7 separate regions of the Mus musculus genome follow, and regions 2, 3, 4, 5, 6 and 7 are each linked to region 1. Evidence: chromatin loops called from intact Hi-C (ENCODE). Cell type or tissue: heart. All regions are shown on one strand. Links, peaks and the distances in the headings refer to the core of each region. The heading gives the core; the rest is flanking DNA. Region 1 holds the start of Klhl24 (kelch-like 24). Region 2 overlaps Klhl6 (kelch-like 6). Region 3 has its middle 49 kb from the start of Klhl6. Region 4 overlaps Klhl6 (kelch-like 6). Region 5 holds the start of Klhl6 (kelch-like 6). Region 6 holds the start of Parl (presenilin associated, rhomboid-like). Region 7 has its middle 18 kb from the start of Lamp3.

What was found. Hi-C counts contacts between places; a loop is a spot of excess contacts. Peaks named below come from ENCODE experiments on the same cell type or tissue, not always from the same donor. Only the 100,000 strongest peaks of a DNase experiment are listed, where the experiment ranks them.
Region 2: a loop joins it to region 1, with 2.6 times the contacts of the local background. A loop is called at or near these places in 11 of 42 quality-filtered maps.
Region 3: it touches region 1 in a loop (2.5-fold over the local background); 5 of 42 quality-filtered maps call a loop at or near these places.
Region 4: a loop joins it to region 1, with 2.1 times the contacts of the local background. A loop is called at or near these places in 8 of 42 quality-filtered maps.
Region 5: it touches region 1 in a loop (2.7-fold over the local background); 11 of 42 quality-filtered maps call a loop at or near these places.
Region 6: it touches region 1 in a loop (4-fold over the local background); 2 of 42 quality-filtered maps call a loop at or near these places.
Region 7: it touches region 1 in a loop (4-fold over the local background); 15 of 42 quality-filtered maps call a loop at or near these places.

Annotation. Positions count from the first base shown.
Region 1 is chr16:20,095,706-20,100,008 of GRCm38, forward strand. Klhl24 (kelch-like 24) reads left to right here and starts at 1,849. Exons shown (of 8, transcript NM_029436.3): 1 at 1,849-1,966. In heart, for the core only: CTCF peaks have their summits at 481 (motif pointing left), 1,723 (motif pointing left) and 3,348 (motif pointing right); DNase peaks (open chromatin) are centred at 1,786, 2,406 and 3,336; H3K4me3 peaks cover 1,893 bases; H3K27ac peaks cover 2,107 bases.
Region 2 is chr16:19,961,434-19,965,736 of GRCm38, forward strand. The region is part of intron 2 of Klhl6 (kelch-like 6); the gene reads right to left. Among named protein-coding and RNA genes, the nearest start is that of Klhl6, 19 kb to the right of the region's middle. In heart, for the core only: no CTCF peak of the experiment used is centred there; a DNase peak (open chromatin) is centred at 1,748.
Region 3 is chr16:20,029,984-20,034,286 of GRCm38, forward strand. No RefSeq gene overlaps it. Among named protein-coding and RNA genes, the nearest start is that of Klhl6, 49 kb to the left of the region's middle. In heart, for the core only: no CTCF peak of the experiment used is centred there; a DNase peak (open chromatin) is centred at 2,538; H3K27ac peaks cover 430 bases.
Region 4 is chr16:19,953,361-19,957,663 of GRCm38, forward strand. It overlaps Klhl6 (kelch-like 6), which reads right to left. Exons shown (of 7, transcript NM_183390.3): 3 at 3,544-3,993; 4 at 93-330. Among named protein-coding and RNA genes, the nearest start is that of Klhl6, 28 kb to the right of the region's middle. In heart, for the core only: no CTCF peak of the experiment used is centred there; no DNase peak of the experiment used is centred there.
Region 5 is chr16:19,980,451-19,984,753 of GRCm38, forward strand. It overlaps Klhl6 (kelch-like 6), which reads right to left and starts at 2,599. Exons shown (of 7, transcript NM_183390.3): 1 at 2,267-2,599. The coding sequence starts at 2,553. In heart, for the core only: no CTCF peak of the experiment used is centred there; a DNase peak (open chromatin) is centred at 2,601; H3K4me3 peaks cover 2,864 bases; H3K27ac peaks cover 2,312 bases.
Region 6 is chr16:20,300,556-20,304,858 of GRCm38, forward strand. It overlaps Parl (presenilin associated, rhomboid-like), which reads right to left and starts at 1,807. Exons shown (of 10, transcript NM_001005767.4): 1 at 1,654-1,807. The coding sequence starts at 1,772. In heart, for the core only: a CTCF peak has its summit at 1,922 (motif pointing left); a DNase peak (open chromatin) is centred at 1,726; H3K4me3 peaks cover 2,060 bases; H3K27ac peaks cover 1,513 bases.
Region 7 is chr16:19,722,321-19,726,623 of GRCm38, forward strand. It overlaps the pseudogene Gm17799. Among named protein-coding and RNA genes, the nearest start is that of Lamp3, 18 kb to the left of the region's middle. In heart, for the core only: a CTCF peak has its summit at 1,997 (motif pointing right); no DNase peak of the experiment used is centred there.

The DNA of each region.
Region 1 (4,303 bases), core at 131-4,130:
CTTTAAAAACAAAAACAAACAAAAAAAGAATATTTGTTAAAAAAAAAAAAAGAATAGACACCTTGCTTTTTACTTTGAGTGAAACTAAGTTTCTCACTTTGGGCCCTACTGTACTGCTTGCTGAAGCATTAATAAAATGCTTGCCTGAAAAACGAATAAGTTCAAACATATCTCTCTCTCTCTCTCTCTCCCTCTCTCTCTCTCTCTCAAATCTCCCTCCAAAAAATAAAAAATAAAATAAAATAAAATAAAATAAAAATTCTATCACTAATGAATTAGAGGTCAGCCTCAGAAACATTAAGACGCTGTTTTGCAACCTAAATAAAGGATCTGGAGCAATGACCCCATTGTTAAAAACACTGACTGCTTTATGAGAGAGGATGAAGCCTAGAATTCCAGCATCCCTACATGGTAGCTCACACTCTCTGAAACCAACTCCAGTGCTGGGGAATCTGGTGCCTTCTTCTGGCCTCCATGGGCATTGCATGCAGGCACATGGTACACAGACGCAGACAAAACATATTTAAATTTTAAATTTTTAAATAAATAGAGCTGAAGAAATGACTTAATGGCTAAGAGCACTTATTGCTCTATCTGGATTTCAGCTCCCAGCACCTGCAGCTCCAGGGGGACCCAATGACTCTGATCTTTACCAGCACTCAGATAGCCAATACAGACACACACAAAGAATTAATAATAATAATAATAATAATAATAATAATAATAATAGACAATTTAAAAAGAATTCTAGATAGTTTTCCTTCAAGTTATGTATCTTGTTTAAATCAATTTGTGGAGAAGAGAGGGGAAGAGAAGGAAGGAGGAGGAAAAGAGGGGAGGAGGGGAAAAGGACGAGGGAAGGAAGGAGAGAATATGAAAATAAATCTTCTTGCTTTGACAAGAGAAAACCAAAGAAAGGACTCTCTAAGCTGATAGCACCAACTGGTCAAGCCAGAGTGGCAAGCAGTTTTACTGCAGGCCTAGCCATAAATCTTAGAAAAGTCAAAGAAAGGTCCCCCCCACTCCACCCCCCACCCCCGCGCCCCAGGAAGTACTCAGTAGGCTTTTTTTAAGTTAATAGAACATGAAAAGGAGACCTAAAAGCTTATCAAATGGCCTGCCTGTCAACTCTGCTCCTCTCTCTCTACCTTGTGGCAACACATCTAATTTTAACGGAGGCAAGGCTGTCTTAATGAAGTGCAGAAGGAAGAAGTACGTAACTTTTGTCAGAAGCCAGAACTATCCAAACATTTTCAAGAGCAGAGGACGGCCATCCTTGAAAAGGAATCTCCTAGAAACAAAACATCTTGAAGAAGATTCCATGTGCCTCGGAAAATAAAGGTTTGTTACAATTTTTGTTCAACTCCTGCATCTGATTAAGACAAAAATTAAATTAAATTTAAAAAGTAACTGAGGCTCTGATAGCGACCTTGACAGATTTACAAAGAAAGCGTCCTCTGCAATTATGACCAGGCTTCTAGTACACTCCACCTCTCAGGCCCTCTGATTTCCCAAGTGTGTTAGAACATGGTAATTAAAACAAGCCTTATTCCAAGCTCTAAGGTTGGCTAAGTCCTGGTCTTGTGCTTTGGCTTTGGGATGTAAAGGGCTCTTTGAAAACAATCAACATACCACTTCTGTCTTGATCAAGATGCATTCCTTTAATCTTATTCTACCTTAAATAAATGTTTGGAATTAGCAGCCCGGGGTTGGGTTTCCGCCCTCTAGCGGAACCCAGATGGCCTGAGAGCCCACCGGCAGTAAAAACTACGTCTCCCAGAATGCTCCGGGAAGGCGGATGCCTCCCCCCCATTGGCCAAGGGTGGGTGACGCTAAGTGTTTTGGCTCGACGGTCACATGTTTCCTTTGTTGTGAGCAGTGGCAGAGACTGGCGGTGGCTCGAGGAGACGCCGGCGCAGCAGGGACGGGGGTCGCCGCTCGTGCCGCTTCCAGCCTGCGCCGAGAGGTACCAGGGTGGCCGCTCCAAGCGGCATGCGACCGCGGCGCTGATCCCCGGCACCGGCGGGAGGGAGGCGAGGTCCCTGGCTGCCAGAAGCCCGATGCGGCCTCGGGCGTGGGGACAGGGCAGGGACGAGCCCCGCGGCAGCAATACACTTAGGGTGGAAGCGGCCGGAGTGTTTCGGCCTCGGACCTGGAGTTTCCGTGGGGTGACCGTGAGTGCTGTCGCCTAGCACGGATAAGGATCGGGGTGCTGGGGCCATAGCAGCCAGCAGCACAGTTGCGAAACATGCGGGGCGTGGTCACCTGACCGTTACCCGCCCCCGCGAAGCCTTTGTTTACCGGGAGCGCGGCCTCGGGCCGTCCCGGGGGAGCCCCCACCCGGCTGCCCGCTTCCTTCTCAGGGCCCTCTGCTTCTTAATTTAGTTCCCAATGTTCCCGCCCCCAAGCCCTGGGCACCCGAGGCGAAGATCGTTCGGGCGGCCGGGATTGGGCGCTGCAGGCGGGCCGGGCCGGCGAGTTCCGAATTTTTATTGGCAGGGGGTGGTAGGTGGGTGGCCCGTGCCAGGCAGTCCCGCCCTCGCCTGAAGGTGACCTGGAGGACGCGGGCGCCGAGGGAGGGGAGCAGCGGGGCGGTGGGTAGGAAGGGGGCGTGCCCTGCAGAGGCCAGGGGGTGGGGGCTAACCCGTAGCTCCTGGCGTAGGACAGCGCGCAGCTCTGCGAAGTTGCCCTTGCCTGCTCTGTCCAGCCTTAGGTAGTAAAGGATGACCCACAAGGCCACATTTGAGAAGCTTCAATATCAGCTCTAGCGGATTTTAATCATGTCAATTTTTTTTTCTGTTAGTGTTCTCAGCTGACACCTGGCACAACCACCAGATGGTTGATGGTTGATAATGGTTTGGTGTTTTGTTTTTCTTTATTAGGATTTAATATGTATCCCTTGCCACTAAAAATATAAACGGTGGCTTTTACCTTTAAAAAAAAAGATATTTTGAGGTTATTCACCTAAAAGTTTTTTGGTTTTGGATTTTTGAATGAGCTTTCTTAGTTTTCCCTTTTTGGGGCACACAATTTCGTGTATTAATCTCCCAGGTAATTGAGAAGTTTCTGATAAGTGAGTTGAAGGTGTGTTTGGAAAACTGTACATTAAGATAACCGAAAGCCCAGTCATTTCCAGACGGAGGATATTAAAGGTGGTTTTCCAAATCTCTTAAACTTATGGTGCAGCTAGGTTTTGTCATTTTATCTCAGAAAAGTTGAGTTTCTTCAGTAAAGCAGGTATAATATACTTAATAAAGCAGCCTTAATATACTTTTTAAAGATTTATTCTGTGTGGGTGTTTGACCAGCATGTACCCACCCACCTGTGTTCGGTGCCAACGAAGGCCAGAAGAGGGCGTCAGATCTCCTGGAACTGGAGTTCTAGATGGTTCAAGTTGTCAGCTGCCTTGTGAGTGCTGGAAACCAAACCTGGGTCCTCTGCAAGAGCACTGCTAAACCATCCTTCCAGCCCCTCTTAATATTAAAAATCCAAGTACTGATGCCTGTTAGAATAAGAAGTTGTCTGATCAGGACACATAGTCACTCGTATACTAAGGTTATTCAGATCTTAACATATACAAATGCAACCCAGTATACTTTAATAAGAACTACCTACCATTTGATAAGTTGAGTTTCTTTAAACAAAGCTTGTGACTTAGTCTTTAAACAGGAAGAAGAAAACAATATTCTGAGAGCTATCAGTTATATCTTAAACTTTCCTGGCTTTCGTCCAGATTGCCAAAACCTTAATGCTTTTCCGGTGTGCTTTTTAACTTCCTTGTTTTCCTGCCATTTCATTAAGAGTCAGAGGTCAAGACTTTGGAAAATAAATACTTAGCAAATATGTTGCAGCATTTATTCTTGTATGCACTTTATTTACTCTTACCTGGAAAATTTAGGACAGCTCTTTTATCAAATATGTAAGTGTGGACTCTGTAATGAAAAATGTCAATAAAATGTCCTCACAAGCATTTATGCAAAAAAAAAAAGATTTCATTTCTGTTGTGACTACAACAATGATACAAGACAGCTGGATGTTTTTAACATTTCTGTTCTTCATGCTATAAATACTCCCATAAGCTCAAGGTGAATCCCCTGTGGGCAGCTCCAGTTATTTGGGAGACTGAAGTAAGAGCAATACTCAGTAGACCTAGGAGTTGAAGACCATCCTGGGCAACATAGACTTGGGAGTCCAACAACAGAATAGCTAATTATCTTCAAGAGTTTTCATTCTTCCAGCACACCCTCTCCCACACGCACACTCTCCTTTGATACTGAGGACTGAACCAAGGGCCTTCTCACAC
Region 2 (4,303 bases), core at 119-4,118, 130 kb before region 1:
AAATGAATGATTATTAGTATGCTTAAAGAAGAAAAGAAGTACCTAGGTTAGAACATAAACAGCTGAAATGAAACAAGGACATTGATGCAAATTATAAAAAAGGAATTCCACGAAGAGAGAAATAATGAAGAAACATGAATCTGAATTGCTGGAAATGAAAAACATAGTCAAATCAAAAGCTCTATGGAAGTTACATCAATAGAATAGATCAACAGAGGCTAGAACAGCTTAGCTTGAAGACGACATGGAAGAAGTGGAACATTCAAGCAGGGCAGAATAGGGGACACTCTGAAAAAGATAAATCTATAGATAACAGGCACAGAAGAATATAGTTCTGAAGATATAAGATACAGTTTTAAAAGAATTCTGAAAGTACAAGGCATGGGATACCTCCCTGGAGTTATAGTCCAGTTAAGTACCACAGGTCTACAAAACAGTATGAGCCATTCCTATTTTCCTTGGTTACCCATCACAACTACATTGTAAGACCATAGTGCTGAAGACACCATGCACTTTGGTTGTGGAACATATAGAAATCAACCACAGAGGTCTAGAGAAATGGCTCAGCAGTTAAGAGTACTGACTGCTCTTCCAGAGTTCCTGAGTTCAATTCCCAGCAACACATGGTGGCTCACAACCATCTGTAATGGGATCCGACACCCTCTTCTGGTGTGTCTGAAGATAGCTACAGTGTACTCATAAATATAAATAAATAAATAAATCTTTTTTAAAAGCAAGAAAGCAAGGAAGCAAGAAAAGCAAGCAAGCAAGCAAGCAAGCAAGCAAGAAAGAAAGAAAGAAAGAAAGCCGGACGTGATGGCGCACTCCTTTAATCGCAGCACTCGGGAGGCAGAGGCAGGCGGATCTCTGAGTTCGAGGCCAGCCTGGTCTACAGAGTGAGTTCCAGAACAGCCAGGGCTACACAGAGAAACCCTGTCTCATAAAACCAAAAAATAAAAAATTTAAAAAAAGGAAGGAAGGAAGGAAGGAAGGAAGGAAGGAAGGAAGGAAGGAAGGAAGGAAGGAAGGAACCACAAACAAGCTAGGATCCTCCTGTGCCGACTGCTGGGGGAGAAAAGACATCAATAATCTTATCTAGCACTTGACCCTTCATGCTACAATATCAACTTGCCAAACATGATATGCTTAATGGTGCTTAGTGGATTGACTTTTATGAGAAAACAGCTTCCTGGTTGGACTTGAGGCCCATTCCACAAGAGGGAATTCATGTCTGGGTCACCCCAGGGTTGAACCTGTTGTTTTTATTTATTTAAATGTTCATGATGTCTACTTTTCCTCTAAATATTTATCCTTATACCCACAGACTTGGGCCGCTCTCAACATTGGTCAGAGAGGCTTCTTTTTGCAGTGGGCAACAGTCAGTGGAGCAGTGCATAACTGGGCAGAGTGCTGAGAGTGGGTAGCTGGGTTCTCAGCCCTAAATGGGACATCTACATTAACCACACCACCATCAAGGCTCACAAAACAAGTGGAAGAAGAGGCAGAAAGAAAGAGATGATGAATAGAGTGGAACACAAACATAAAATAACCATAGCCTAAAATGCCATCTTCTGGACATGGCGTGGCAGTTGCACTTAAAATTCCTAGTAATAGTCGTTAGCTGAACAAGAACTACTTAAGATCATGCCAGGGACAATTATGTAATAGATAGGGTGAATGTTCTCCAAACCCCACCCTTTCCTGAGGAGCTACTGACAGCTAATAGCTGCTGAAAGAGAAAGAATCATTAGTTTTGAAAGATGTGGCCACTGGTAGGGAAGTAGGAGTTGCATACTTCAGAGGATGGCTCCACACCCATGCACATATGGGCAGCATTGACTGGACTTAGTGGGCATAATAACAAAAGGGGAGGGAATATAAAGTTCAGAAGGCTGCGATGTGAGAACTTGGAGGAAGTTGAAAGGGCAAAATGGGAGACACACATGATCATATAATTCTTAAAAGTAAAGGAAAAAAGAATCTTAACAGAAAAGTTACCCAAGTTAGAACTTAAAATAAAAGGAGGATCTAGGACACCAAACACACAAAGCCGGAAAAGAACCTCCTCTTGTCATATTATAATTAAAACACTAAATGTACAGAACAAAGAAAGTATACTGAAAGTGGCCAGCGAGAAGCAGCAAGTCACATATAAAGGCAATTCCGTCAGAACAACAGATTTTCTTTTTTCAAATGAAAACGTAAAAGCTGGAAGGGCCTGGAAAAAAATGTATTTCAAATTCTTATAGACAATAAGTGCCAACTTAGACTATTACACCCAGCAAAGCCATCTATTATAATGGGAGGAAAAATAAAAATTTTCCATGATAAAAATAAGTTAAAAGAATCTATAGTCATTAATCTAGTTCTAAGAAACTCCTTGAAGGAAACCTACAGACTAAAGAGAAAAACCAATCTAACCACGAGGCCACAGCTCTCAGGATCTCCCTACCTCTCTATAACTTCCCTCACTTGGCTATACCCAGGTTGTGAAGCAAGAGAAGTGGGTCAACACCTCCCAAGTACACACATTTGCTGCTGGGCAAACTCCTGATCCAGGAAATAAGAGAATGAGGTCTACTGACAGCTGGAGCATGCACAATGCTCCTTATACATCCCAGCTAGTGAAGTTAGAGGCTGCAAGGTACCCTACTCAGATACACACTTACATGACACGCTTCTGCTTCAATGAAAGTCATATTGTTAAAATAGTGGGAAGGAGGAGATGAGTTACAAAGGGCATAAAGTTAGTGATTTCACCCTCCCATAAGGAGGGATAGTTTCCTGCCAGTCAAAGGGGCAGATGGTGAGCACTGGCAGCATGTCAGGAGCATGACTTGGGGACATCACCAGGAAAGCAGCCCTGAGAGAAATAATTGGCTTGGCATCTTTAGAATGCCCCAGGAAACCGAGCCAATGAAATTGACTAAACTAGTAGCAACCTATTACTCAAAATTCATCAAGGCTACATTGTAATGGATTTCCTTTCCACAATCCTGTCTTTTGCCAGACTATATAAATCCCTCCCTAACCCCAACTTCAACAGAGCTAATCCTCCTACCAACTATCTTGGTCCCTGAACCCTTCAGGGATACATACTTTTCCATACTTTGGGATCTGTTACCTTCAACTACCAAGCCAATTATGACACAAACAGGAATCATTTCCACAAGAGCCAAGTCATACATAAGATTTGATGCTCATCTATGGTCCCTAGGAATGACGTGGCCTATCCCCAGACTCTGTTTCTTACACATCTAGGCAATGAGACAACATGAATACGATAAAATCAACATCAACAGTAAAATCCTAGTCCTGGCCACAGATGATAACTTAGATGGGACCCTTGATATAATTATAGAGGCAACTGACATTATTCGTAGTCTAATTAGTTTATGAAGCTAGTGTAATTGCTACAATCATATTGAAGCAAATATCGAATAGAAGCAATATATTATTTTAAAATAAATCATAATTCTGAAGTCTTCTCTCTTCTGTGACACGACTTACTTCTCAATGTTCTTCTTTCACAGCCACCAAGTGCTTGTCACATGTATCTTCATGCCCCCACATTTAGACAGCATCATCACTTGAAAGCTGCATGGTGTGTTGGCTAGCAGTACTTTCTTCCATCATAAAACCCAGTTTCAAATCACAGCACTTTCAGTCATATTCTGTGTTGCCTTAATTTCTTGTCCAACTCATACTCAGATCAGATGTTTTGTATAGGAAGCATGAGCTCCACCACTGGCTCTAACTGGGCTGCTACACTTGGCAGCCATTGTGCTGCAGTTAGATACCAAGTATAGAGCCAGGCACTACATTCCTCCCTTAATCTAATGAAGTAGGCAATGCCTCATCGCATCACCTTCCACTAAATATCCAAACAAATATCTTTGTAACCTTGACTTATGTGTGTGTGTCTCTGTGTGTCTTTCCCTCTCTCTGTGTCTCTGTCTCTCTCTGTCTCCTCTGTCTCTATGTATCTGTGTCTATATGTCTGTCAGTCTGTCTGTCTTTCTGTACACGTCTGCTGTCTTTCTGTCTGTTTCTCTGGGTATATATCTCTGTGTCTATATGTCTGTCAGTCTACCTGTCTGTCTTTGTGTACACATGTCTGTCTGTCTTTCTGCCTGCCTGCCTGTCTGTCTGTCTTTCTGTCTGCCTATCTGTGTGTGTGTGTGTGTGTGTGTGTGTGTGTGTGTGTGTGTGTGTGTGTATGTGTGTGTATCTCTGTGTCTATGTCAGTAAGTCAGTCTATCTGTCTTTGTATACATGTATCTCTCTTTCTGTGGGTCTGTCT
Region 3 (4,303 bases), core at 244-4,243, 66 kb before region 1:
TATATCCAGAAGATGCCCCAACTGGTAAGAAGGACACATGTTCCACTATGTTCATAGCAGCCTTATTTATAATAGCCAGAAGCTGGAAAGAACCCAGATGCCCCTCAACAGAGGAATGGATACAGAAAATGTGGTACATCTACACAATGGAGTACTACTCAGCTATTAAAAAGAATGAATTTATGAAATTCCTAGCCAAATGGATGGACCTAGAGGGCATCATCCTGAGTGAGGTAACACATTCACAAAGTAACTCACACAATATGTACTCACTGATAAGTGGATATTAGCCCCAAACCTAGGATATCCAAGATATAAGATACAATTTGCTAAACACATGAAATTCAAGAAGAATGAAGACTGAAGTGTGGACACTATGCCCCTCCTTAGAATTGGGAACAAAACACCCATGGAAGGAGTTACAGAGACAAAGTTTGGAGCTGAGATGAAAGGATGGACCATGTAGAGACTGCCATATCCAGGGATCCACCCCATAATCAGCATCCAAACGCTGACACCATTGCATACCCTAGCAAGATTTTATCGAAAGGACCCAGATGTAGCTGTCTCTTGTGAGACTATGCCGGTGCCTAGCAAACACAGAAGTGGATGCTCACAGTCAGCTAATGGATGGATCACAGGGCTCCCAATGGAGGAGCTAGAGAAAGAACCCAAGGAGCTAAAGGGATCTGCAACCTTATAGGTGGAACAACATTATGAACTAACCAGTACCCCGGAGCTCTTGACTCTAGCTGCATATGTATCAAAAGATGGCCTAGTCGGCCATCACTGGAAAGAGAGGCCCATTGGACACGCAAACTTTATATGCCCCAGTACAGGGGAACGCCAGGGCCAAAAAGGGGGAGTGGGTAGGTAGGGGAGTGGGGGGTGGGTGGGTATGGGGGACTTTTGGTATAGCATTGGAAATGTAAATGAGCTAAATACCTAATAAAAAATGGAAAGAAAAAAAAAAACAATTGCCACTTCACTTGTGGGTCAGAGAAAATAGTAACTGTGGCTAATGTTGATAGAAGGGTCAGAGACTGCCTCCAACCTACCAACTCTGTGTCTTGGGACAAATCAGAATTCATTATCAATCAGACCTGTAGAAGAACATTTATTCTGCAGTGTCTAAAATCCCCTCATGTACATTCACATGAGGACAGTTGTTCTCCTTACCATAGAGAATATAAATGAAAAATAAAAACCACAGACCCATAAAAGTCACAGTATATAATTTATTTCAATGAGTCCATAGCCCTAAGTCCTTGAGAAAATTTCGACCAGTTTCTAGGCTCAGCCTTCCACCCAATTACATTTAACTTTACATATATGCTTAGTGTAGCCACTAGTGGCCACAGGTTACTGGGTTCCTGAAAGTAAAGATGGGGTTGGATGGGAAAGATGGTGAGAGAAATTATGAGCCAAGACAAAGTTCTCTGATAGAGGCCCAATGTTTACCTATGAGTCTGAGCTTATAAAGTAGGAGGAACCCATCCCCCACTATGCCAGGGTCTCAAGGTTGCTTTGTCAGGATCTGTCAGGAAAACAAGCTCAGCTGCTCAGCAGGTAGCTTTTTGCAGGAAGCTGCAGATGTGGCAGACAAAAGACTTTACCATGGTTGGAAGACTCTACCCTAGGTGAGCTAGCAACTGTGTCAAATGAGGTCTGAGCTAACCTGCTCAAGACTGGCGGTAGGGAGGACACACCTTAGATCCATAAGCCCCACAGGGCAAGAAGCTTTCTCAAAAACTAGATGTTCACAGCCTTCATTTTGAACTAATCTCTAGGCCTAATTCCTATGCTTTATTTCATTAAGTTTACCTGGTTTATTTTTTACTTTATTTCTCTGTCTTGACCACACTGCTACTTCAGTCAAACAGCCTTCCCCAGATGTCCTGACTATAATCCTCCTTCCCTGGCTCCCTTTGTTCAGTATAACTACCTCCAATTCTGAGAGTGTCACCTGGACACCAGAAATCTATGATTCTGCTCTGAGAAACACCCACCCTCCCTGGATCCTTTGTTCCACTTAAACCTGCAAAGGCACTCTCAACATTGCCCTATTGTATTCCCAAGGCTTCTGTCAGGGCTCTCAGGAAATGGGCCTCAGTCTGTGTCCCAAGCACTGATTCCAGGGCTTTCATGCCTTCATTGCTTTCTGCAGCATCTCCCTGGCTGCTGCTTAACATCCTTGTGAAACTGGTAATCACATGCCTCTTGCTCTCATGAGAGGCAGAATGGATGGTGTTCTTGGTTTCCTGCCTGATAAAAATGATCTACATCCAAGGATGCATTCCTCATGTGAGGTGCTCCATTCCTCCAGTTATCTCTAGCCAGGATGAAAGGGAAAAAAAAAAAACCCCATTTTGCTATCCGCCAGAATTCAGAGGCCATGCTGCCAGGGAAAATGTCACTCCTTAGTCCCTTAGTGACTGTCAGTTAGTCCCTTAGTGACCATCAGAAACTATCTTGCAGGCCTTTCACTGCTAGTCTCATGAAGCCAGCTGGAAGCCAGCCCCAGGCTGGGGTTGCACCAGGAAAAAAAGCAGCAGCTGTTACAGGGTAAAGTCAGGCAAAGCTCAGAGGGACCAGCAGACTGCTACATGTCAGTCCAGGTCAGAGAGGACACAGAGCACAGGCTCAAAGCAACCGCATTAGTCAGGGTTTTCTAAAGGAACAGAACTGATAAAGTGTGTGTGTGTGTGTGTGTGTGTGTGTGTGTGTGTGTGTGTGTGTGTGTGTGTGTAGGTGTGTGTAACTGATTATAGTGGATGACAGACTGTGGCCTGGATAGTTCAACAATGGCTATCTCCCAAAGGAAAAGCCAAGAATCCCTGAGTTGTTTGGTTCAGGAAAGTGAATGTCTCAACAGTCCCAGAGTGGCACTGGAGTCCCAGAAAATTCCTTGAGAGCTGATCTTCACTCAACATTGGAATCCTAAAGAACCGGTTTCTAACACCAGCGAAGAAATGCATCAGCAACCAGATATATGAACTTGCCAGTAATAGTGGGGACAAACAAACTAAAAGAAAATGCTTTTTTCTTCAATGTTCTTTTATGTGAATTGCCACTAGAAGGTTTGCTCTAGATTTAGGGTGGGTTCTTCCCCCCAGTCTATCCCCCACCATAATCAAATCAAGAAAATCCTTCACAGGCTTACCCAGCTACTTGAGTATTAGTTAATAGTCAATTTGACAACCAAGATTAACTATCACAAGTCTAGCCTTTGTCAGCTTGACACACAATCACATCTCTTTATGTTATGTTTAATTCCCAAATGAAAACAATAGCCAGGTTATCATTCTGCATAACATGATATAAGTATTCCACATGCACTGTATTCAAATGCATTATATGTTTTAGAATAGGTGGTAATATCCTTTGTGCATAGTCTTTTAGTGTCTCATAGCTTAAATATGATATTTATCTGACATCTCAATGATATGTTACATTACATGACAAATATATAGAGAAGAAACAAGTACATGTTTAAGATATGTATATATATACAAGCATAACTTTTAAAAATAGGACATGAATACTCTTTAAAATCTTATTTTTACAGCAGGGAATATGGCTTTGGCTTGTATTTAACTACCTTCCTGTGCTATCCATTCTACATTTCTTCTACCTTCAGCATACACTTTGGCAGGTATTAGTTCTTTTCCTAGAGAAGCAAGCTATACCTCCATCTCTGAAGCGTATGTGTTCTTTGTTATCCAGCCTGGATTGGGTTGTTGTACTTTCCTTCCTATTGACATCAACCACATGACATAATAACAGAAAGGTGCTCTAAAGGATCTCCTGCACTCCAGATATAATCTTCTTATCTCCACTGTGGAGAAGCAATCCAGTTTTCCCATGGTAATCTGGATCAATAACCACTCCTAAAACTGTTATACCTTTCTTAGCCTGTTGATTTAAGAACATTAGAAGCCGATAGAATCAGAGAGGAAGAAGAAACAACCTCTGTCCCAACACCATGAGTAACTGGGACCAGCGGGACACAAGTATGCAGGAATTCCATCAGACCAGTGGCATGGGTTCCTTCTGGTCTGTCTGGGCCGGTGCCCTGAGCAGGTGCAAACTCCATAGCCAGCCCCATGACACCCAGAGGCAGCTCCACTCCCAGGTACCCCAAGACACCCAGGATCAGAGGATGCAGGAACCCAAGAGCTTGGTCACACAAGGATCTCAAGGTCCCAAAGGCAGCTTAACTCCCAGGAGCTCTGACACACCCAGGATCTCCGTATCACAGGATGCCAGATCACAGGATTGACTCTGAGGAGTTCTGACACAA
Region 4 (4,303 bases), core at 110-4,109, 140 kb before region 1:
TATTCTTACAGGGTAGTTGGTTGGTTTTCCACTTAGGAAAGGGAAGGATGCTTTCTACTAGGGAAGTGCTTTAGTGCTAGCCTCCTGCTTACCTGATATGTAGACCTCATTTTTTAATGTCACACATGCAAACTCCACCCACTTCTTATTCTCACTCTCCAGTTCATGCTCTGTCAGTGGGAGCTTGGCCACCTCCAGGCGACTGCGCCTCAGGGGGTCCAGGCAGGTTACCTCTGCCACAAATCGTTCATCCTTTGTACAGCCGCCAATAATCATGAACACCTCAGACTGGAACTCATGCATCCTGGGCTTGGTGCGCTCCGAAATGATCTAGAAACCAAGAAGAGGACATGTAAACAGAGGAAGCACAGCATGACAGTGCAAAGTGCAGGCTGCGGAACCACAAAAAAGCAGGCCACAGTTTCCACTCCACCATCGTTGGCCACATGATTTTACCTCCTTGACCATGATTTCATCATTTGTGTAATGACTATTTGATCTTAACAACCCATTAGGCTTGTTGTATTAAATGGCATAAGATACAGAATGTGTTGATCCAGGGCCTACTGTGTAATAGGTACTGAATAAATGTTACCTGTCATTTTGTTGCTATTTTAAGACAAGAGTTTATTTGCCATCAAATGCATTTCCTGCCTCTTTTACTACCTTGTCTGAAACCTAAACTCCTGGAATGAAAGTCAAAGTTAACATTTACTCAATACCTATTATCATAATGTAAAAAAGAAAGAACAGGGTAGCAAATCCATGAGAAAGAACTGACACACATCACCCTTCCAAAGGGCTTTATTGGGGGGGGGGGGTGCCTGCAGGGAACAGCAAGCCTTCAGGTCCAAAGAGGAGCTTCCTTAAAAGAAATAAAGCATCATGACCACGGACAGCCATAATGTGGCCTTGAAAGGGTGGGTGTGTGTGTGTGTGTGTGTGTGTGTGTGTGTGTGTGTGTGTGTGTATGCCCACTTGTGTGTGAGAATATGTATATCTATATATACATATGAGAGAGACAGAGGCACAGAGACCCTCTGTATATGCATATACAGTTATATATATGTGTGTGTGCATCTGTGTGTGTGTGTGTGTGTGTGTGTGTGTGTATGCATGAGAGACAGAGACAGAGAGAGACATACATCACCATGCAGAAGATCTTTATAAGGAAAGGGAGCCCTGCAGGAAACAGCAAGCCTTCAGATCCAAAGAGGAACTTCCTTAAAAGAAATAAAGCTCCTTGACCACAGACAGCCATAACATAGCCTAAAAGGTGTGTGTGGCTCTGTGAGTGTGTGTATGACAGAAATAAAGCCTTTGTTTCAAAGCCTGAGAGTATAAACAGTAGGAAATCCATAGAGTAAGGATGGGACAGGAGGGATAAAGAATTTGGAGACACTTGAAAGTATTATGCAATGAGTTGGTACCAAAGATAAACTTCGCTTCTCTGCAGCTTTCTTCCCAACATCAGCCTGGTTTCTGTCCCCAACCTACAACATAAACAGGCATCCTTGTTCAGTGAGGAATTCAATACTGTAGGCAATGCTTCAAGGACAGTCTTGTAATTTACTATAAGGACAGTCCTTTTTCTCTAATGGATCCTTAGCACCAGGAAAAACAGTACATGGATCTTGTGGTCTTCTATGAGTCAATGGATGGATGGATGGTTGGATGGATGAATGGATGGATGGATGGATGGGCAAGACAGGTAATCAAGGCCTCTGTGTGAACTACTTTTTATGATGTAAATCACTGTAGTACCTAGTCTCCAAAATGGCTTCAAATAATGTCCTCCTCCCAGGACTCAGAGCACATGTAGTTCCTTCCATACTGTCCAGTCTCTCTAACCAAATATTTATGGTACAGATGATGAGGAGAAATTATGAACAGTTTTATGCCACTAAATCCAGCTACTTTTATGGATGGAGAAATTCTCTGCAACTCCATTTGAAAAGAAACAGATACTACCAGCATTAACGTGATGCAATTTGAAGTGAAAACCTCCTCTCTCAAAGAAAATCTGAGGCTTGAGAAATGCTATAATACCAAACACTCAGGACACCTGTGAAGAATAGGTAGGTGACAGGTCTAAGAAAAACTAAAAAGTAGAGAGATCCACACCAATAAGGGGACATTTTCTAGAGGACTCCCAGACAGGTACCATTCCAGACTTTTGGCTGAGGTTTCTACCGTAGCCTGCAGATGAGGTTTTCTGGCTAATCTTAGAGCTTTCACACAGCGATAGGTACACAGGAGGTTTCATGTGTGTAAATCAATAGCAAATTCTGCCTATAATATAGTTTTCTTGTTAGCTTGTCCCTTCACTAAACCCTGCCGTGTCTTTATAAGATGCTAAGTAAAAGATATCTTCAGAAATTGCAAAAGAGAATATATAGGTATAAATGCTATCTTGGTGCCCATTTAATCATAAATATTGAACATTCTCAACACACCAGGGATTTCTAAAATCTAGAGATGAAAAGTTCAGTAGGTCCTAGTTCCTACTATAACAAGTTGCAAGTTTAGACTATTTACAAGATAATGAATTCAATGGTTGCCAGGTGGTATTTGGTTTCATGACCAAATATTGAACCAATGACCATAAGAAAACAAAGGGTTCTTTGGAGAAGGCGACCTTAGCTTGAATTTTAGAGTAGAAGCAGAAGTTAAGTAGAGGAAGAAAAAAAGAAGACATTTAGATAGCATCTGCTTGTTTAAGAACTAGATGCAGTCCATCAAAACCACAGTAGAATGTATACATTCAAACAATTAAACATTTCACAAAACAAAACAAACAAACAAACAATTAAACATTTCAACAATTAAATAAACAGAAGCATTTGATCATAAGAGTTGGAGGGAAAAAAGAGAAGAGGGGAAATTATATAATTATATTTTAATTTAAAATACGTGTTTAAATTAAATTTGTTTTTAATTGAAAAATAAAACACAAACACACACAATAGAAGTGGATGGTAAATTATGGCAGAGACCTGGGAAGGAGATATTTCATCAAAGTGGAGTTTAGAGAGCTTTAGCAGAAAGAATGGGTATCTTTCTGAAAGTGATGAAGAGCCAGTAAAAAGGTCAGACCAGGGGTGAAGTTGACACCTGCAACTTCCACCATACCAGGGTGGGAATGAGTTGGAGGCAGGACAGACTGGGAACACAGTGATAAGGTCTAAGGGATTTCCTGAAATCTGGGAAGAAATGATGAGACTCTGAATCTAGGCAATGTCAGAAAAGAATAACAGATGCAAATTCTCACAAGAGCAGAGGAAGGGGAGAAAGTAGAACCCCTTTAGAATGGTGATTTGACTAGACTGCACACAACTGGGCAGAGGACGGATGTGACAGGCACAGGGCCATGGGTGTCCATGTCTCACTTAAGCCTCCCAACAGCTGTGTGAAAATATGATATCATCCCCATTATATAGATCAGGAATGCCCAGATTCAGGAATGATGGACTTGTGGACAAGAGTCCCTGGATAATGCCTTACATTCCCAACAAAATGAAATACCTCTCAAGTCCAACTCACCTCATTGCCAGAAAGGTGGTACATCCTGGCTTCCTGAAGCAGCGGGAAGACTTCAGGGCACTGTCTAATAAGAGGGTCTGCTTCAACCATCTCCACGAAGTACCACGGATCCAGAAGTGGTAAACGCACATTCTCGAGGACACAAGGGAGCAGGCAGAGTCGTTCTGATTGTTTGTGCCGGACCCAGCTCATCACAGTCTCAAACACCTGAGCCTCTTCAGTCACACACAGGTCGTCACTCCTCAAGATGTGGTACAAAGTGTCCACAGGAAGTTCAAGGAACTCCTCGGAATTCAGAATCTGAACAAAGTTTTGAATGATGTAACTTTGGACTTGCATCTTTAAACTGTCCAAAGAATGTGTGTCTGCCAGCCTCAGTATTCCAATACAATTTTCCGGGTTCAATGCTTCTGTGAGAAAGCTGGCACAGGCATCCACCAGCTGTAAAAACTTAACAAAAGGGAAGAAAGTCAGACCAGAAAGTGATCATCCCACAAGAACATTCATCAGTGAGTTGTGTGTGCCAGCCAAACTCAGACACATCCTAAACGTACAACAGTAAGGGAAGAGTCTAAAAATAATACATTCCCATAGCCAACAACTCTATAAATAATTTAAAAACATGTTATAAGATTACCTTAAGTCATATGAAAATGTGGAGATTTTTCAAATCTCTTCATCAAATCTGATCAAACCTCTATTTTTATTTTATTTTATTTTATTTTGTAGTGTTGAGCACATCATCACATGTGCTAAGTAA
Region 5 (4,303 bases), core at 151-4,150, 120 kb before region 1:
GAACACAAAATTTTGTACACATTAAATGGGCTAAGTGCATGTGATACAAAGCCTATTCCACACAGTTGCTCAATGAACAGAAAACAGAGTCCTATAGCCAGACCTGTATCCATTATAGGATGAAAACTACATTGGAAATACCTAGATGTAAATCAAAAGAAAGGTTAAGAAAGTCTACATCCACAGGCAGACACTTACACCTGTGTGTGTTCCAGCTTCTTACTGCCATACTGGCCTTGAGGACCAACAGAGTGTTTTCTGCACTGGCAAGGACATATCTGAACTAAAGCACCTTCTGTTTATGAGGAGAAGCCCAAGAACCAGAAAAAAATTGATGTCTCAGGGGAAGCCAGCCAATAGTCCTGTCTTCTAAGCAAGCAAACACATCTATGAAACTACCAACCAATGATAGCAATTTCTCAGTGACTCAAAACATAAAGAATAAACTGAAAAGGAATACCCAGGGCACTGAGACAAATTGACTTTCATTCCCTCCTGAATGGGAAATCTAGTGGCCAGTACAGGGGCAGGTTAAGCAGTGTGTTTGTGTCAACCCATTTTTATGACCATGCTTATATTTTACCAAGATAGGCTGCAGATAGAATGATGCTCCATACTTAGTGGCAACTCATACGTCAGTTAAAACAAAGACTCTTAGAATGTGTGGAATCCTTGCTCCTGCAATGGCCAGGTAAGTAATGTGCAGTTTTCATTTCCACATCTGAAAAGGGGGCATCTGTCACCTCTATCATGCCAGTGCAAAGCGAAACCAGTGACCGTTGTTTGTGGTAGAAAGCAGTCATGACTTCCCTCAATTCACATAGGCTCTGCCTCTGGCCTTGTCAACATATGGGAGTTCTTTACATACAACTGTCTAACTCTGTTGTTTGAATTCTAAAGAAAAACTTTCTCCTAACTACCCCAAATAAAATACAAATACATATATGAATGAATGATCTGAGCTATATATGTATATGTACTTGCTTGATGTTTATATATTTGATTATGTATAATCATATTTTATTTGAAATATGTGATTTTTGAAAATATTATATATATTCACATGTTATTTTCTTAAAATCCTCAACCAGAACTGAAAGGTAGGAAAATCTCACTAAAAATAAAGTGATTTTTTTCCCCCTACTTTCCAAAACACCTCCCTTATCCACACCATCCTTACTCACTGGTTCTCTGTCATTACCACACTAATGTTGACAATGCTGGTCCAGCTGTATTCATACAAGGTTTCAACAAAGATTTTATGAGCAAATGTATCTACCAGGCACTGTGTGAGATCTTTTCACTAAGAGGATCATTACAACAATGATAAAAGAAAACTGTCACTATACCCATCTACCAGTTGAAATTCAGAGTCGCCTAAAATCTCATGGCCAAGAAAGGGCTCAAGTGACATGGAAACATAGTGTCATCTCACTATGACACCTCAGGAGCCTTTCACATCCAGAGGCTTCTTGCATTGTTTGTCCTTCCCACCACTCCTTGTACACCAGAAACCCCTAATTTTCAGCACGTTATGTGATAACTCCAAGAGTGAGGCCACATTTTTTTCTCTACCTCTACTGATGAACAAAGACAACATCATGTTTTAAACACATTAGTCAAACTGAAGAAAGAGGGGAAAAAAATCCCCCTGGCTTAAGTAACGTCACACCCTTAAAATCAAGGACATAGTGTGGTGTGTGTGTGTGTGTGTGTGTGTGTGTGTGTGTGTGTGTGTGTGTTTAAAGCATATTTTCAATTTTATCATTCCCAAAGTACACTTGTCAAGGTAAAAGATAACAAAACATATTTTTAAAGTATGTTAGCTTGACTCTAAGAGATGATAAAGGATATTAAGACAGAGAATTAAGTCTTTCAAAGAAAAGTATCCGAATGGTGGAATCAGACCAAGGATGAGATGAAAGGTTCCAAGTAATAAATAATAAAATACTGCTTCTAAATGGTCCCAGTTTCTCTTGACCTAAATCAAAATTCTAAAGGTTGATAGTTTCCTTTCTTACATTTTAAGTAGGCACAAACCTTAGTGTATAAGCATACATATTTATATTATACATAGTACATAAGGTAATATATAATACAACATGATACCTAACATACTCTATGTAAGAATATATATAACCATAAATGTAACAGCAAACAAATCAGACTGAGCTTGCTCAGTCTTGTAGATTACAGAGCTCTCGCATCTACAGATGTTTTCCTTGCAATATACATGCAGTTTGACTCGGATTCAAAGCAGACTGACCTGAAATAGTTGCTGGCTGCAGCAAGCACCACTCGATGGCAAGAGAATTCCTGAACATCCACACACAAGATGACGTCTGTCAAAGCATTTTCCTCTCTCAGCGTCTCCAGGCCGTTCTGAAGAATTAAAGAAAGTCTCGTGTCGTCAAATTTTACCTTCTCCCCAGTTAATATTTCCACCAAGTCTCCCCTTTTCTGGGAGGACTTGTCTGTAGTCAGTGCTAAGGGTCCTTCCAAGCTCCTCTCTACCACATCGCTCATGGTGCAGGCGCCTCTTTGTCCTGCCATCAACGTCTAGACTAAAGGAGCTGCCAAGTTTCGGGGAGGTCACACTGCAGAAGCTGAACGGATTTCCTGCACAGGCCCCTCCACTTATCACCAGCTGTCACACATACATAACAGGAAGTCTCACACTTTCTCATCCTGTTACTACAAACACCACCAACTCCTCCTCTTCTTTCTGTGGACTGTCACAGGGTTAGGAATGTCTTTGAGTGGGTGCGTAGATCAGGGATCTGGTGGGGGTGGGGGGGGGGGGGAAGGTAGCTTATCTGTGTCTCCCGGGAGTACGGTTTAGTCCTCTCCCACCTCACGCAAACCTCTGCTTCCAGTTATTATCTGTTTACTTATACCTGCATCAACAACTAAGACTTCAGAGAGGAACTGCATAGGGGGACTTCTCTGTCTCCCACTATCTGAGACCCCTTTGGAGCCTTACCTTTCTTCTGAATATCCCTATAAACTTTCTTTCTGAATTTTAGGGCTTCTCTAACACATACCTTCAAATTTCTCCATCTTCCTTCTGCAAATGATTTCCAAGGGCCTAAGAATCACATGCTCAGATTTAATGAAAGCTATGACCATACTCCTGGTATCAGTCTTCTGTATTAGTTACATCGTTCTGATCATATTATCTGACAGAAAAAATATTTAAGGAACAAAAGATTTATTTTGGTCCAGGATATCTGCCCACTATGCCTGGAAGCGGATGGGATAGTGGGTCAGTCTCCAACAATAACACCACGTGGCATATGTTGTTCACATGGTGGTAGCTCAGAAGGGTACCAGTAACCTTCAAAGGCCTTCCCCTAAATGACCTAATTATACAAATTAGGCTGTACTTCATAAAGGTTCCATAGCCTCCCTAATAACACCAGTTGACAAATAAACGTTCAAGACATAGGCTTATGGCATGACATTTCAGGTTCAAATCATAAAAATGCTTCTAACTATATCCTCTGGTAATGCTGAAAACAATACACAATGACATGAGCCTCTTCATGACAACTTATACCATACTCTCTCAAATTATAGACATAAGGCCAAAACTGCTCTAGCTCCTTACCTCCTCCCAAACACACACACAATAAAATAAAATTCAGTTTCTCATTCATGAGTGTATCTACCAAACTCCTTATTGTTTTATATTTATTTTTCACATGCCTTAAAAACTACTAATGAGGCCATCATTGGGAAGAGAGGCCCCTTGGTCTTGCAAACTTTATATGCCCCATTTCAGGGGAACACCAGGGCCAAGAAGTGGGAGTGAGTGGGTAGGGGAGCAGGGCGGGGGGAGAGTATAGGGAACTTTCGGGGTAGCATTTGAAATGTAAATAAAGAAAATATCTAATTAAAAAAAAAATGAATGTAGCCAGATAGGAATGAGATGTAGACCTCTCAGCTCCTCCTGCATCATGCCTGCCTGGATGTTGCTATGTTCCTGTCTTGCTGATAATGGATTGAACCTCTAAACCTGTTAGGCAATCCTAATTAAATATTATCTTTTATAAGAGTTGTCTTGGTCATGGTGTCTGTTCACAGCGGTAAAACCTAACTAAGACATGTGTCAACCTAAATATATTCTAAGATTCATCATTAACTAGTTCAGTCTTTATAAGCACTGATAGATTATTTCTCTTCCAGTGAAGTAAGCCAATTTAAGCCAGATTAGAGTATAATAAAGGCAGGTTTATTTAGAAGCTGATCTCAGGTGGGTTCACTGGCCCAAAGGACAAGGCCCTTCCAATAAAATACAAAA
Region 6 (4,303 bases), core at 235-4,234, 200 kb after region 1:
TAGACAAGAATCCTGAAGGACAGGAGTGCAGCAACCTAAACTTAACCATATCATAAAATCTTATAACTCCTGTAAAGGGAGAACCGTGTGTGGGCTGGCAGGTGCCTGAGGACCTTGTGTTTGTATCACCTTTGCCTTTGTATCACCACATAAAGTGTTTATAAAATGCAAACGTTGGGACCTCTTTAGAGCCACAAGGCCTGGCTCATTCTTCATGCTAATTTAGAACCACAGTGGCTCAAAACAGACTAGTGATTACAAAGCGAGCAACTCCCATTCCCTATTAAGTTCATACATGTGGAGACAAGAGCAAAGCCACTTCAGGTTCACCCACATTCTCATCTAATGCATTCTCCCATAACCACAAGATTAAGAATGTCAGTTTCCAAGTTTCCATATAAATTTTAATACCACATGTACTGAGGGGAGGGTTAGACAGGACCTCAAGTAATCCATGGTGGCCTGACAGTCTGGCTCCTACTCCTAATCCACCTCCCAAGTGCCGGGATTACTAGCCTGAGCCACCATGATAGGTAGGCTAAACTCTTTTGACAAGTTTTGTGGTGTTACTAGAGACAAGCACCCTACCAATGAGGTTCCTCAGAGATGAAGTGTCCACTTCTTTTGCTGCCTTTTCCCGAAACTATCACAGCAAATCAACAGGATCACAGAAATCTTGTTACCTCCAAGGCACCTCCCCAGTTCCACCTGTTTAAGACTTTTTTCTTCCTTTCTTTTTTCCAGTCTTCTGCTGCCCAGCCTAGCCTTGAACGCCTAACCCTGCTTACAAGCAAGTCTGACCACACCAAGCTGTTTAAAAGCAATGCCTGATTTTAAACGTTAGCCAGTAAGCTACACCATATGCAACTTTTCCACAGATGTTAATAAGCTTCACTTGAGGAGCAGGTTCTTCCGCTTTCGCCACTTTCCAAGATTCTGATTTTGGGTGGCACCTGGGAAATGAATCTACATATAGTCCAGGTGCTGTTTATTTATTTATAATTCAGCCTTTCCCAGCTTGGCTCCAACTCGCCATCCTCCTGATTCAGACTACTGAGAGTTGAGATTACAGACCTGTGCCCACCTCGGGTGAATTTTAAGATCAGGTGGTGCCTTCGCCAGGCTCAATCTCATCTCTGGCTAGCTCACACGTTTATAAAGACCTCAGGCCCCTTGGTGTGTATGGTACCATCAATTAGGTAGAAGTTGCAAAGTTGACATCTTCGGACTAAGTTTCAACGTCAGTATTAATTCAACTGCTATGGAATTTCTCTTCTATTACACTTCATGTAAGATCCGGCCGGCCGGAAAGGCCACGTGCTTCCTACAGCAGTACAGCCCTTTCAAGAATATGAGCCGGACATGCAATTAACGCTCAGAAGTTCCCCTTTCCATCACATCCCTCGGAACTACTAGGAAAGACCGCGGGTCCGGAGAACCGGGCCGGGCTCGGCCAGACACCTCTCGCGGCTCGGCACCCAGAAGCCAGTAGGGAAAGGAGGACCAAGGAAAAGCTAGGCAGGGAGGAGTCAGCTTTAGCAAAGACCTCGTAAACAATGGAAAGCGGGAGCCCCACACGGCTACCTATCCCCCGAGGATGCGCGCAACCCCAGCTCATGGGAAGCCGGGGGAGCTGGAAGCGGCGGCCATTACCTGCGTCCAAGCAGCCGCGGGGCCTGGGTCGCAGAGAGCTCCCGGTAGCCGCCACCCAAGGGAGGCGCCCACGCCGGACCGCAGCGCCAGCCTCGCTGTACCCAACCTTGCAACGCCATCTTCCCAACCTCTGCCCCACCATGGCCCGACCTCTCTAACCCCGGCCTAGAAATCACTTCCGGGGCGAAGAAAAAAAAAAAAAAAAAAAAGCCACACAGCGCGGAGGAGTGGTCTAGAGCGCCACCTGGAGGCCGTTCAGTTCCGGTCTTCCTCTTCTCAGACCAGCGCCACCTTGGAAGTTTCTGGTGAGAGTGACTGGGGAAAACTTGAGGCTTTGAGTAACGCTGTGTTATCAGACACCCTCAGGTTATCACATTTAACCACAAGACACCGTTTCACTGTGCTTTATAGTCTCAGAAAAGGGAAATGGCCCTGTACAGTGGCAACCTTAACTCGCCAGGCTTGGACATCTGTCTGATTGTGAAAAGCAGAAAACGATTTATTAAATGGGACCACACTGAGAGGATGAAATTCAATGACTCCCCACGTTCATCTTCCAGGTCTAACATAAAGATAAGGTTTAAATGGAAGGCAAGAAGTGTGCAGTATAAGGAAATTGTGTCCCCTCACCAATCACCCTTCACCCGTCACCCCCGACCCCTGATCCAGCCTCCTTCTCCAAGCCTGCCCCCTTGACAAGTTGCAAATCCTTCTGTAGTTACTGGCTGCCCCCAGAAACTCAGGCTTTTTCCTTCCAGCATGAGATTTCTGGGGTGGTTCCATTACTGAAGTTTGATAGCCAAAGACAGAGCCCCAAGTGTTTCAGTTGAAGAAGCAAGGGAAGGGAGAGGGTCTCCTACACCTGAGTCTGGTTGATCTCTAGACAACTGAGAGTCAAGTATCCCAGCACAATTAACATTTGCTTTGAGAACAATGTTCCCTTTCTACAGGAATGTTTCAAATAAGAATGTTACAGTAGCAGGGAATCATGTGTAATGCCTAAGCATGGCATGTTTCCTTTCCTAACTATAAATCCGCAATTTTCTAGAACTCACAACAAACCTCACTTATAGTAAAAGAGACTTTTTAACTCCCTCTGCAATTTTATGGCCCTTGGTTTATATTATTAGATTGGAGTCTATCAGAAGCACCTCCAGGACTACTCTGTCATCTCATTTATTTCAAGAGGGAAAAGGAGAATGGGTGGGGGTGGGGGTCCCTTAGAAACTCTTCTGTTACTGGTGGTAAAGGTCTGGGCTGAGTGTTTCCAGGCTTCGAGAATGAAGAACATGGGGAGCGACCCTTATTCAGAAAGAGTCAGAACACACTGCATAACTGTGGGTAGCAGCACCAGTGGAGATGCTTAAGGGACCCCAGTCATTGTTTGTAGCTTCTAGATATGGGATGCAGAGGAGTTTGGTTGTTAAGGGATACCCACTTTGTGTGACTCTATGTTTTCATTCACAGATTAAATACACAATTGTTTCTTATTGTCCATGTTTTCAAAGTCAGTGTAGGCCAAATGGGCCAACATAAAGATGGATGGACTGAGCCAACTGAAACCAGAACCAGTGTGGGCCAGCCTGTGTCCGTCATATATATCTCCACCCCTCTTCTCACTCCCCAGACATCACAGGCTGGCCGCCTGACTCTCAGGGTCTGTGCAGAGTCTGCAGAATTTGGCTTGTTTTAGGCTATTTGCTGCATTGCTTTACCTCCCTCCCTCCACTCTACCTTTAGCCACGACTTCACTACCCACCTTGTCCCTGTTGCCCTCCTATTTAATTTCCCTCCTTTAGTTTTTCTCTATCAACCTAGTCCAGCCACTTGCTTTCTTTTTTTTTTTTTCTTCTCATTCATGACGTGCTACCAGTGTTTTGTGGTTTTTTTTCTTTTAGGTTTGGGGGTTTGTTTGTTTGTTTGTTTCTTGAGACAAGGTTTTGCTTGTGTAGCCCAGGCTGACCTAGAACTCACTCTATAGAGCAGGCTGGCCTTCATCTCACAGAGAACCACCTGCATCTGCCTCCCAAGTGCTGGGAGTAAAGGCTTTTTTTCTTAGTTAAGGGTTGTTTTGTTTTGTTTTGTTTCTAATGGAGGCTGGAGGAACAACTGGTGGATTAAGAAGATTTCATTTCCAGAAGCCCCCAGTTTAATTCCCAACACTCATGTTAGGTAACTCACAACTTCCTGAAATTCTAGCTCCAAATGATTCATGCCCTCTTCTGGTTCCTGAACACACACACACACACACACACACACACCAAACCAGGCATGGTAGTGCATGTTTTTAATTCCAATACTTGAGAAATAGAGGCAAACAGATCTCTGAAACTTTGAAGCTAGATAGTCTATATAATAAGACTGTCACAATAAACAAACAAACAAACAAACCACCACAAAATAGCAGCTCAAAACGTTATAGAAACCCACTATTTTGGAAACTAATTAAAAAATATAATTTAAAAAATATCTTGAACACAGGTACCCCCAAAAGACATAAGGTATTAAGTGAACATCCCAGTGCTGTGTGTGTTTGCATCCTTTGAGTTATTGGGTAGGAGCCCTGCACCACAAACAGTATAGCCTATTGCCATTGTTCTTGGTTTCCCACCATAACTATATAGTAAGATTCTATGATGAAGACAGATTT
Region 7 (4,303 bases), core at 209-4,208, 370 kb before region 1:
CACACAGTCTCAGTCAGGATCTTTTCAGTCACCAGAACGGATGCAAGTAAGCAGAGAGGCAGCCACTATCTACTGCTCAAAATCAGCAGATCTGGGTTTGAGTCTCACTGCCACTCAATAGAGATGTCATTTATTCTCTTTGACCACACAACTTCTTTTTAAAAAAAAAATCTCTAAAATCAGAATAATTCCTAGTTTACAATGCTGGTAAGAAGATTAGCTATAATTCAGAAAAATGAGATCCCTGTTCATCATAGAAATTCAATAAATAGTACTTGTGATGGTCATGGCTAGTAATCACCACAGTAAAACTGAAGCAAGGCTCTGGGCAACTCTGGTCTTTCCAGTATGTTAGCATACTTATTTTGGGGTAGAATTCACTTGCCATGCCTCATCATCATATACTCTCAGGATATATGAAACCAGTTATAAAAGTATCAAATGGTTTTAAACTAGAGCACACATGCACACGCACAAACACACACACACACACACACACACACACACACCATATGTGGTGGGGGAAAGGTTTGACAGGTTGTTGGTGGTGGTTGGTGGTTTATGGGTTTTTTGTTTTGTTTTTGTTTGATTGATTGATTGATTGATTGATTGATAACAGCAAACTTTTAAAGGACAGATACATTCTTGCAATATGTGGAGAATGACTGTCCTCAAAGCCAGCAGCTGGCAAAGGAGTTGTTCTCTGAGTTTTGAAGTCACTTTCAGGCTGTGTGGCAAAATAAGTAGACTGTTAATTGAGGTTGGGTAAGAGGAAAAGCGAACCACAGACCTTCGTAGACAAATGCTGTAGTTCACACCACATGGTTCCCTGCATGGATTAGGGAATATAGTTTTAATAATTTTATAGTTCTAATGTGTAATTCTGATTAAACATATTGAGTAGAATTTACCAAATAAAGCTGTCAGTAAATTTAAAGTAGCCTTAATGCCGCATCTTCTTGTGCAGTGCCAGCCTCCTCCCGTAAACAAAATGGTGGAGGTCGGTGTGAACGAATTTGGCTGTATTGGACGCCTGGTTACCAGGGCTGCTGTCTGCTCTCCACTTGGCAAAGTGAAGATTGTTGCCACCAGTGACCCCTTCATTGACCTCAACTACATGGTCCACATGTTCCAATATGACTCCACCCACGATGGCACAGTCAAGGCCGAGAATGGGAAGCTTGTCATCAACAGGAAGCCCATCACCATCTTCTAGAAGCAAGATCCCGCTAATGGGCCGTGATGGCCGAAGGGCTGCCCAGAACATCATCCCTGCATCCACTGGTGCTGCCAAGGCAGTGGGCAATGTAATCCCAGAGCTGAACGGGAAGCTCACTGGCATGGCCTTCCGTGTTCCTACCCGCAATGTATCCGTTGTAGATCTGACAAGCCGCCTGAAGAAACCTACCAAGTATGATGACATCAAGAAGGTGGTGAAGCAGGCATCTGAAGGCCCACTGAAGGGCATCCTGGGCTACACTGAGGACCAGGTTGTCTCCTGCGACTTCAACAGCAACTCCCACTCCTCCACCTTTGATGCTGGGGCTGGCATTGCTCTCAATGACAACTTTTTAAAGTTCATTTCCTGGCATGACAATGAATACGGCTACAGCAACAGGGTGGTAGATCTCATGGCCTACATGGCCTCCAAGAAGTAAGAAACCCTGGACCACCCACCCGAGCAAGGACACTGAGAGCAAAAGAGAGGCCCTCGGTTGCTGAGGAGTCCCTATCCCAACTCTGCCCCCAACACTGAGCATCTCCCTCACAGTTTCCATCCCAGACCCGCATAATAACAGGAGGGGCCTAGGGAGCCCTCCCTACTCTCTTGAATACCATCAATAAAGTTAGCTGCACCCCAGATAGATAGATAGATAGATAGATAGATAGATAGATAGATAGATAGATAGATAGATAGATAGATAGATAGATAGATAAAGTAGCCTTAACAAAATAAATGTTTTTGATAAATTAGAATTTGAAGACAAAATTGTGCCTTTTCTCTTATTACCCACTAGGTGGCAGAATGTAACCATGGTATATCCTGCTGACAGTTCTTATTGGCAAAGATGTTAAATGAGTGAACTAATTTCTTTTATTATTATTATTATTATTATTATTACGTATTTTCCTCAATTACATTTCCAATGCTAGCCCAAAAGTCCCCCATGCCCTCCCCCGCACTCCCCTACCCACCCATTCCCACTTTTTGGCCCTGGCATTCCCCTGTACTGGGGCATATAAAGTTTGCGTGTCCAATGGGCCTCTCTTTCCAGTGATGGCCAACTAGGCCATCTTTTGATACATATGCAGCTAGAGTCAAGAGCTCCGGTTAGTTCATTTCTTTTTAAAACCAGCAATATTTTTCTATTCCTTTAAACTAAGCACATTCCTAACGTTCAACCCCAGAATGTCAACCAAAGTTCACGATTTCCATTGGTAGCAGAGGATCTTCTCTAAAGCCACGCTTAAGGCCTGGGCTCCTCTTCTTGTCTTCCAGAGGATGATGGATAACTATGGCTGAGGGTCAGATGCTAACAGAGAACTTGGTACAAAGGCTAAGAGCGTCTGCATGTTTATCCTTACAAGGCTGTGTTTAATCCCATCATGTAAAATAAATGATAAAGGAATTTAAGCATAAAGAGACAAACCTGCTTTTCAAGCGAGACTGGAGAGATGACTCAGGGGTTAAGAGCACTGGCTGATCTTTCAGAGGACCCATCTAGTCTCCAAAATTAACATGGTGGCTCACAACTGCCTGTGGCTCTGGTTCTAGGGTTCAATGCCTTGTTCCAGCCTTCTCAAGCACTGCATGTATGTGGTGTACAAACATACCTGCAGGCATTCACACATACACATGAAATAAAAATAAAAAAATCTAAAAACAAAAAACAAGGCTCTGCTTCTCATTTGCTCTCTCGAACTCTCACAGGATGGAGCACTAAAATGCTCCCAGGGGGACAAGACGGAAATAGGATATTTTATTTGGTGCAGCTTGGGCTATGTCTGCTGAATCTAATGGGGCACAAGTATAATAGGATTCAAGAAATTCACTAGACTGGATGTGGGCACAGGATGTGGGTTCCAGGGAAACCCTGAATGTTGAATGTGACATGGGCAGCTGGAGGGAGCACAGGTAGCCCATCTGGGCCTACGCTGCTATGCCTCTCTCTACCAGTGACTACAGGGTCACTGGTGAGAAACAGGGCTAATGTCACTATGAAGTTCCATAGGAATGGAGACAGGATGGGAGGTCGAGCTGAGCAGGTGGAAGCTGCAGAATTAGGGGAGATCCATACTCAAAAAGTATGGCTATGTGATCCCTGGTAGAGAACATGGCAAGTGTCACTGGCTGGGTGACTTTGGGTATCACCCAAAGATTTGTAGAAGGGACAGACGCAGGCAGTAATGCAGGGCCATGAGGACTAGAATCTTCAATGAATTCCCAACAATGTCTACTACTCACCTGAATGCTTAAGACTTCAAAAATACTCCTAACATAAAATGTTAAATATGAGCCTTTTATTAAGGCAATAATATATGCAAAATCATAGACATATATGTCTGTTGACTACCTCTGTTAATTTCCTTTTCATGGTGGATATTTAGGAGCTACCATACCAACAATAAAAATTAGCACCTATAAGCAGTTTGGATTACCCTTATATGACAGAGGCTGCTATTATTAAATCCTAAGATAATAATAACTAGAGCATTACATTTTGATATAAATTTTAGCTTTTATCATTAAAAGGCAAAAGCTATTTTCTAACTACTTGTTCTGTTGTATTTCAAAAACCAGTTTCTCAGGATTCTTATCTTGTCTAATCTAAGCTAAAGAGAAAGAAAGTATTAATTTTAAAAGGAAGCTTTTGGTTCCTTCTCTGCATGCATAAATTGGCAAATGATACAAATTCTTTGGTATTTTTTAAAACATCTATTTGTTGTGTATTATGCTGGTTAATCTCCATGGCTAACACACCTGGGAAGAGGGACCTTCAATTGAGAGACTGTCTTCATGGCCTATGGGAATGTCTGTGTGGTATTTTCATGATTCAAATGATGAGGGAGGGCCCAGGGCCCATCCCATAGTGAGCGGTAGCATCCCTCTGTAGATGGGCTTGGACTGTGTAAAAATGCTAGATGAACATCCAGAGAAAGTGAGCTTTCTCTAGTGAGCAGTGGTCCCCATGGTCTCTGACTCAATTTCTGTTCTGCTCTGAATTCCTGACTTGGCTTCCCATGATGATATACTATAACCTGTAAGACCAAATAAATTCTTTCCTTCTTGAGTTGCTCTTGG